Regions from separate parts of the Mus musculus genome. Here region 1 is linked to region 2. The links are chromatin loops, found by intact Hi-C in ENCODE. Cell type or tissue: gastrocnemius. All regions are shown on one strand. Links, peaks and the distances in the headings refer to the core of each region. The heading gives the core; the rest is flanking DNA.

Region 1 (4,390 bases), core at 249-4,248, 460 kb after region 2:
GCCTAGGGGAAAACCTAATACTATTATTTCACTAAAGGAACACAGTAGTAGAATAACTCCTAATGACACTCTGATATATCCATAGGTCACAGCCTCATTCAGCCATCACCAGAAAAGCTTCTCCTTGCAACAGATGGCAATGAACAGAGACCCACAACAGGACAATGTGGAGCAAGTGGGGGACTTCATGAAAGCCTTGCCCTCAAGGCTCAGGCATCCATGCAGAAGAGGAGGTAGAAAGACTGAAAAGGTCACAGATTACGGATATCTTCCAGATACAAGAGAACTCAGACACATGAACTCAGAGGCTGTGGTAGCTTGAAAAAGACCGACATAGGTTCAAACCAGATGGGTGTCTTAGCCCTGAGCCAGTAGATGATGTGAGCCCCAACTCCTAAGTAAGATGCTATCTGCAATTGACCCCCACTGACAAAGGAAAGTGGGACCTCCTTCAGTGGAGTCTCACTGGGTATATTAACTAAATTTCAGAACAGACACCATGCAGGAGATGGCCAACACAAAATGAATTCAATATTTTTGTAGACCTTTTGTCTCATAGCTTTGGGGGACATTTTTTTTTTGTCTTACTGTTCTTTTCCTTGTTTATTTTGATTTCTGCTTTTGAATTTTTGTAGAAATTTGTGTGTGCGTGTGTTTATTTGATTAATTCTATTTTTTTAAAGAGATAAAAACAATATAAAGTTCAGTGGGGGTAGAGAGGTGAGGAAGATCTGAGAGCAACTTAGAGAGGGAAAAACTGTCAAGCAGTCAGAGTAGTCATAGATTAAAAACAAAGAATTTCACACAATTATCACTTGTGAAAGTTGCTGACATAGAGCTAATATTTCTTTCTTTTCTTTTTCTTTTTCTTTTTCTTTTTTTTTTTTTTTTTTTTTTTTTTGGTTTTTCGAGACAGGGTTTCTCTGTGTAGTCCTGGAAGTCACTCTGTAGACCAGGCTGGCCTAGAACTCAGAAATCTGCCTGCCTCTGCCTCCTGAGTGCTGGGATTAAAGGCGTACGCCACCACCGCCTGGCCTAATACTTCTTTCATATATAGGTATTTTATATTAAAATAGCAATGAACAAGGCTTAATAGCCAACTTCATATAACCTTGAGTGGGGCCCCACTACTTCCCCAGGAATTTGAGAATGTGTGTGTATGTGTGTGTGTGTGTGTGTGTGTGCGGGAGGGAGGGGGGTTGCCAGCTTTCTCTTTCCAGCTTCACATAGGTTCTAGAGATGGACTCAGGTTGCCAGGTTTGTGTGGCAAGTGCCTTTACCTATGAAGCCATCTTGCAAGTTCAAAACTGCTTCCAGTGAGATGTGTCTGCTTTATGCATCCCTATGACCTAGAGTGTATCAGTTGTAACTCTATCAGGCGCTCCTCTGGAATCACTTTGTGGTCTCATTTAGGTTCCTAACAACTCACTGAAGACCATAGCCTCAATACTTAACAAGTCCTTTATAAGACTCTGTCCCAGGGAAGCCCACATCCATGCTACCTTCTTCCCAGGGCTTCTTTCTTCTTCCTTCCTTCCTTCCTTCCTTCCTTCCTTCCTTCCTTCCTTCCTTCCTTCTTTCCTTCTCTCTCTCTCTTCTTTCTTTCTCCTAATCCCCATGCATAAAACCTATATTAAAAATATTTAAGGGGTCTAGAGAGATGACTTGGCAGTTAAGAGCAATGGATGCTCTTGCAAAGGGCAAGCTTCCCAGCACCATGATCGCTCAGGACCCTACAACTCCAGGTTCAGGAATCTGGGATCCTAACTTCTTTGGGTTCCTGCATACATATGGTGTGCACGCGGGCACACCAGGCAAAACACACATACAGGGCTTGGAGAGATGGCTCAGTGGTTAAGAGCACCAACTGCTCTTCCGAAGGTCCTGAGTTCAAATCACAACCATCCATAACGAAGTCTCATGCCCTCTTCTGGAGTATCTGAGGACAGCTACAGTGTACTTACTTATAATAAATAAATAAATCTTTAAAAACAAAAAAACAGACATACAAATAAAATAAAAGGAAATACTTGAGAAAAAAACAGGTCTTTCGGTAAGCCCCAGCACGCTTCATACTGGTTCACCTTGAAACTCTTTTCTGCGTCCAGGCCAAGGATCCAGTTCTGTTGGACTGGATGGCCTAAAAGATTACAGGAGCTTTTCAGGCCGCCGGGCAGTGGACAGCTGTGCTGTTGGCCTTGCCATCTTGTTACTATTGATAGGTTTTATTTTACGAGTGAAGGAAGACAACAAGGATATATAACCCGATTTTGAAAGCCCTCTCTGGCCACAGCAGAGGGAGAGGGTGCTGCTGAGGTGGGGGTTGGGGAAGGAGGAGCAGCTTCCGGAACAGCAAGAGAAAGATAGTTTGAGCCAGGGGGAGAGGAAGGTTAAGTTTTCAATTGTATTTTGAGGTGGCAGCTGATAGGACTCCTGAGTAAGTTGGTTAGGGCCTAAGAGGAGCTAGCTTCCGGGTTGGGCCTCAATGGTGAATCTTGGTTGCTATGAGAGAGGAGATAGAAGACAATTCCATAGAGTCTGTTGCCCCAAAGAGCAATGTTTGCCCTGCTCCTTCAGTAAACAGAATTACAGAAATGCATCCCAGCTGAGAGGAAAGTCACTCTCTGCTGTTTGGTGTGCCCTCTCCTCCTGAGGGGTCCATTTCTACTGTAGTTAGCAGTAGTTTTGGACCGCTTAACTTTCAAACGGAGAAATAAAAGGCCTTGCATTTCAAAAGACTCGGAAGGCTCCTTCAGGTCATGTTTATTCATCCAGCACTCAGGAGGAATAACTAAAAGCTGAAATTACAAACTTCTGATTAAAAAACAACAGCAACAACCGAAACATAAGACAAGGTGCATCTGAAGTAATAATGAGACTTTAAGACAGGCATCACCTGCGTGTGAACAGGCTAAAGGCTGAAGCAGTCGTGTCCAGTTCAATACAGGATGGCCGGCTGCCCTGCCCGAGCCTATGTCCAGCTTCTGCTGCTCTGTGGTTGTGCTGGCCTTGTCCTCATTTACCCCTTGGAAGCTGTTCTAAAGTTAGTGATAGCACGCAGCCCATGCCGCTATTAGCGGCTTCTCGGGCAGCCATTTGGCTTGGCAAGAGCTCGATTGGGGTAACCCTGAAAGTTTCAAATCTCCCAGGGTTGCGTCTAGGCAGCATCTGAAAAGATAGCTGTAAGGAATTTTAGCAAATATTCAGGCCCTTGTGGAACTTATTCCCTCTCCCATTCTTTCTGAGAGAATGTCCTTGAAGGGCTTTCTTCCCCTTCTCCTCTTTTTTGAGACAAGGTCTAATATCGTTGTTCAGGCTGGCCTGGACCTCACTGTGTGGCCCAGGCTGGCCTCACCTTCTGTCTCCTCCAACGCAAAGATTACAGATGCCAGCAAACACATTTGGCCCTTACATTTTTTCTTTTCTTTTCTTTCCTTTTCCTTTCTCTTTCTTTCTTTCTTTCTTTCTTTCTTTCTCTTTCTTTCTTTCTTTCTTTCTTTCTTTCTTTCTTTCTTCCTTCCTTCCTTCCTTCCTTCCTTCCTTTCTTTCTTCTTTTTGTTTTTTTTTTTTGTTTTTTGTTTTTTTTGTTTTTTGTTTTTCGAGACAGGGTTTCTCTGTATAGCCCTGGCTGTCCTGGAGCTCACTCTGTAGACCAGGCTGGTCTCAAACTCAGAAATCCACTTGCCTCTGCCTCCCAAATGCTGGGATTAAAGGCGTGTACCACCACTGCCTGGCTTCTTAGACATTTTCTTGATAGCATTCTCTGCCTCACCAGATCTCCCTGACTATTGGAGATCTGGGCCTCCTCCTCTCCAAAGAAAGCAGCCATTTTTCTTTTCAGCCCCAGAGAGGTGGCAGAGGAAGTCAATAAATCTAGGATCCCTTCCTCTTCTTGCGCCACTCCCTCTAATCCTTGTAAACCAGCCAGTCAAAATCTGCTTTTGCTGGAAAGGGCTGACTCCTCACGAGAACCTACAAGGCAGAAAAAGCATGACTGGTTGCCTTCATTTTTTTTTTTTTTAAATGTCCTATCTAGGGTCAGTCCCCTGCAGCATGGGAATCACTGGTCTATGCTTCTGGTCCTTCTGAAAGCTGGACTGTCTGTCCTAGCTCATCCTTCCTCGAGGCTGGTTGCACAAAGACCTCTTACAATGTTCCGTTTGACCCTGAGAAGGTACCTCAGGGTCTTCAGCCCTGCAGTCACCTTGGATTCTTGGAGTAGCAAAGCTTTTGCCTTACTATATCAGCCTGTAGGCAACAGCAGTCATCTTATGGGAGCCACATTGCCATCTCAAGTGAGGGCAGAGATAACCTCTTTGAACCAACCGCCAAGGAGCTATGAGGACACACCTTGAGCAGGCCTCTTTAATTATATATGCACTTCCTGCCC
Region 2 (4,390 bases), core at 275-4,274:
TTGCTCTGGGACTTTTCTGTTAAAGCATTATTAAGAGCTTTTTGTCTTTTTGTTTTTGTTTTTTGCTTTAAGTCTTTATCTCTTTCTTGGTTACTTTCATTTATCCATGCTTCCAGATCAACTTCACAGTCACATTTCCATGAGAATATATCATTTTTCTTATTTTGATTAGGATAATATTGATCACACTTAGTTTGAAAAAATGAAAATTGCCAACTTATTCAATTTCGTCTTTGCTCAATTAACTACAATTTTCTTGCTATATTGAGGTGGGGGGGCTGGCATTTTTAACATTTGTGTCCATGTTTGTTGTGAATTTTTTTGGTTGTCTTTTTTTCTTGGTGGCTTTCTCTCTTTCTCACTAGTGTAGAAACTCCTTTGGCCTTGTCCAAGTGTTAGCCATGTGTAGATACTGCTTCTACTCAAAGTCCAGGAACCAAGGTGTTCTCTTAAAGGATCAGCTCATCTCCTGGGTTTTCTACGTAGACAACCCGTCGGAAACTTCTAACTTTTCTCTACAGCCATGACTTTGGGACCCCAAAGTCAATGTCTGATATTCAGCCTCTTCATGAGCCTGATTATAAAATTAAATAAATAGAAAATATAGGTTGGCTAAATGGCTGAGTGGGTAAAGGTGCGCTTGGTGCAAGCCTGCTGACCTGTGTTTGATCCCTAGGGAGAAGGGTGAAGGACGGGCCAACTGTACAGAGCATTCTCTGACATGCATACGTGCCTTGTGGTATGTGTGTGCTCACCAACATGCACAATAATAATAATAAACAAAATAAAGTGAAAGTAAAGTGACCAAATCAGCAAAGACACTTCTGGAAACTACAGATGCTGCCCACCCGCAACACCCTGCTTTCTACACACTCTGAGGGGGCTGGGACTTACCATGAGATTGTTTTTGACTTAACAAAAACTGAAGTCTAGTATTTTAGAAGAGGTGTTAGTGGCTCAGAGCAGCAGGCCCTGGCATTGAAAGCCTGCTAAGCTCCAATCTTTTTTCCTCACTCAGCTACTGGAGTTGTAATCTGGTACGCAGTGAATCCATCCTTTCTGGGTGTACTCTCTCACGAATTTTTACAAGCATTCTGTCGCGAGCATGCTGTGTGTGATGTCTATTCTTGGTTGTCAACTTGACTGCATCTGGAATCAACTAAAGCTCAGTGGCCTGGGCACACTTATGAAGGACAGTTTTCTTAATCGAATCATTTGAGGTGGGAAGACTGACTTTCAATCTAGATTTTCTGCGGTGGGAAGATCTATTTTTAATCTCGGCCACACAATCTGATAGCAGACTGTACAAGGGACATGGAAGAAGGAAGATGGAATCTCTCTTTGGCTCTCTTTGCCTGCCTGTTCTCACTCTCTGGCAAGTCCAATCTTTCACTGGCAATAAAGCCCACTTCTGGATTTTGTCATACACTGAAGACTCACTGAGACATAGAACTTCCAAGACTAAGCAACTACTAGATTCTTGGGCTTTCTGTTAATAGTCAGCCATTATTAGACTAGCTGAACCACTAATATATATAATATATTTATAATTTATAATTAATATATTTTAATAAATCTCTTTTCTATATCTATCTGTCTGTCTATCTATCTATCTATCTATCTATCTATCTATCTATCTATCTATCTATCTATCAGCTCTGTTCCTCTAGAGAACCCTAACTTATAATATACTATGTGAGAAACATAAGCATATTTATACCGTCCCATGGTGTAAATAACAATAAACTCATAGTCTAGAGATTTTCATTGGTTGCAACTTGCGAAAAGAATCCTGTTGCCCTTAACTGGCAAACACAAGTTACTTTATTTCCATCTTAATTACAACTGTGAACTCTTCAGTCACACATCACACAGCAAATGCAATGACATACAATACATGTAGGTCACAGGATATCTGCAAAGCCTTAAATATAGTATAGCAGAGTCCAAGTTGCTCCAAAGAGGCTTTCCTGCAGGGCAGGCAGAAGGCTGGCATGGACACTGTAGGAATCAAGTGCTGAGCTTGTTGAGGGGCTGCCAGGGGGTGGCTGGAGACTCAGACAGCAAGCCCAGAGTTGAGCAGAGTCAAGTGAGCTGCCCAGCTGAGGTCCGGGACAATGGAAGACAGAGAAGAAAAAAGTAAGCCTGGGTTCACACGGATGAACAAACAGGCTGATGGCAATTCATATAGGCTAGGTCAGAAGCTTGGGGACCACAATAAGCTGAAGCCCCTAGGGTAGTAGGGAGTTCTTTGCCAGTCAGACCTTGGATGCACACACTAGATTACAAGTCAAAAGGGGCTGTCAACAGTGTAGTGTTAGATGCCCTGTTTTGAATGGGGTCCAGGTAATGACGTTGAGCTGTCCGCACCCTGGCGTGTTTAGTCAGTCAGTTCTCAGGCTTTATTTTCCTGATATGATTCTGGTCTGCTTATATGTCCCTCCTTTTAAAAATCTTAAAACATTCTTACTTGTCCTCATAGGTGGTGTGGAACAGGATTGCCACCAAAGTGCCAAGTCATCTCTCCTCTGTGTCTGCCCTCAAGGTGGAGTCACATGCTATTGTAAAAAGTGGAGTCATCCAGGACAGCACACAGCCCAGGAAAGCCATTGTGTTAGACAATATGGTGTACTTGGAGCAGGGTGCAGTCTGACCCAGCATGCATAGTCAGGTACCCATCACAACCCCCAAGAGAGATGGCGTCTAACACTTGAGAAATTCTCTCCGCTCTGCAAGGTCCCCTCTTTCATCCTGAAACACTTGCCAATCCCAGAGCCATTTGATGTTTTGCCTAATCTATCTTTCTCAAGTTTCCAACAGGAACCAAACTGGCCCTCAACAACAGCCACCCAGTCTGCTGTGTATGTTCAAGGCCACCTTTCCTCAGCTAACAAAGAGCAGATCTCCTTGTCAGCAGATAAAAAGTCAGCCCCACCCAAGAAATTCTTCCCCTTATTCTGGCTGCAGAGACCTACATGCCCGGACTAGCCTACTGTAGGGATAGCTGAGCTAGCAGGAAGAAGTTCTCCTAACATGGCCAGGTTGTTCATTGCCTGCCTGTTCACTATCTATCTCAGCTTCCTACCATCATCCCTGCTCTCTCTCTCTCTCTCTCTCTCTCTCTCTCTCTCTCTCTCTCTCTCTCTCTCTCTCTCTCTTTCTGTGTCTGCCTGTGTGTTGCAGAGTCTAAATGTATTTTACATATCTACACGCCCACAATGTAGAATTGCATGAACGAGAACGTTTGGAGAAACAATCCCTTCTAAACTTTTTTGTTCTCTCCCCAGACTGCTGGATGGCCAGAGCCTGTAGTCTGCTGGTGAGGCCTGAGAAGCCATCAGTCTCATGAGTTAAAATGCAGTATCAATATCCGGGAAAGGCTGGAACTGAGACCAATTTCAAGAAATGGTTGTGTTGTCAAAGAAACACACCTTTGTGCAACCGTGCGGGAGCCCCAACCGTGATCGCTTTTGTCCTGTCTTCGGAGGCTACTTTCTCTCAGAACTGCCCGCTGCTCTGTACTGAGCTGTTCTCTCACTTTCCTTAAACATCACCGTGAGGAAACCTGTCCCAGGCTTTCAGTTACTCTGTCGTAGTGTTGTCTGTGAACATAAGAGCATAAAGAGGGATACATTGCCTAACTCGATCCACCCTTGAGGCCTGCCACATTAAAAAGATCTGTCACAGCACTTTGGGTCTGCCCTGGAGCGACTGGATACCAGCAGACTGAAGTGTTTAGGGAAAGCTCGGAGTCTCATTTACTGTAGATAGCTCCTAATTTCCTTGCATTCTTGGCTAATAAGAAGCCCCGAGAGAACCTTTGCTGCTCATGTCAATTCTCACCCTGGAGAAGAGCAAGGTGTGAAACTGATGGGCTGAGGGGGCTTCCGGTGGGCTGACCGCTCGGCTTGAGGTCATCTCCACACAAAAAAAAGAATTTAAAAAGTGAAATTCCTGTCTTTCATTCTTCATAGGGAAATGGTCCAGATCACACAAAGCCTGTATGTAGGCCCCTGGTATGAGAATTCCTGATTTAAATGGTGTTTTATCAAATCTGTCTACAGTTCTTCCTCTCTACCTGTCAGGTGTGACTGGCAGTAACTGCCAGCACAGAGCAGAATCACGGGAATAGCTTACACCACTCTGGGAAAGGATTAAAGCCTTGGGGGACAGCAGCAAAGTCACTGAGCCCCGGGCTTCAAACCTGCATTACTAGAAAAAGGTGGCAGGGAAGACTGTCTAGCTTTTGTGTCAGAGGTCTCCACTGATGGCTTTTGAGCACCCCTGTCATTCCCTGACCTCTCCCAGGTACAGCCTGCTCCCTTGGCACTACCCCAAGTTTACACATGCAAATGAACACTCAAATGTCCTGCTAGGAGCATCCTGTGGG

Evidence for each region. Hi-C counts contacts between places; a loop is a spot of excess contacts. Peaks named below come from ENCODE experiments on the same cell type or tissue, not always from the same donor. Only the 100,000 strongest peaks of a DNase experiment are listed, where the experiment ranks them.
Region 1: a loop joins it to region 2, with 3 times the contacts of the local background. A loop is called at or near these places in 21 of 42 quality-filtered maps.

Annotation. Positions count from the first base shown.
Region 1 is chr14:61,573,917-61,578,306 of GRCm38, reverse strand. No RefSeq gene overlaps it. Among named protein-coding and RNA genes, the nearest start is that of Spryd7, 19 kb to the right of the region's middle. In gastrocnemius, for the core only: a CTCF peak has its summit at 1,932 (motif pointing left); no DNase peak of the experiment used is centred there; H3K4me3 peaks cover 979 bases; H3K27ac peaks cover 2,593 bases.
Region 2 is chr14:62,036,268-62,040,657 of GRCm38, reverse strand. It overlaps Gm35307 (a long non-coding RNA gene), which reads right to left. Exons shown (of 3, transcript XR_383481.2): 2 at 3,432-3,602; 3 at 1,731-2,102. Among named protein-coding and RNA genes, the nearest start is that of Gm35307, 3.6 kb to the right of the region's middle. In gastrocnemius, for the core only: no CTCF peak of the experiment used is centred there; a DNase peak (open chromatin) is centred at 2,042.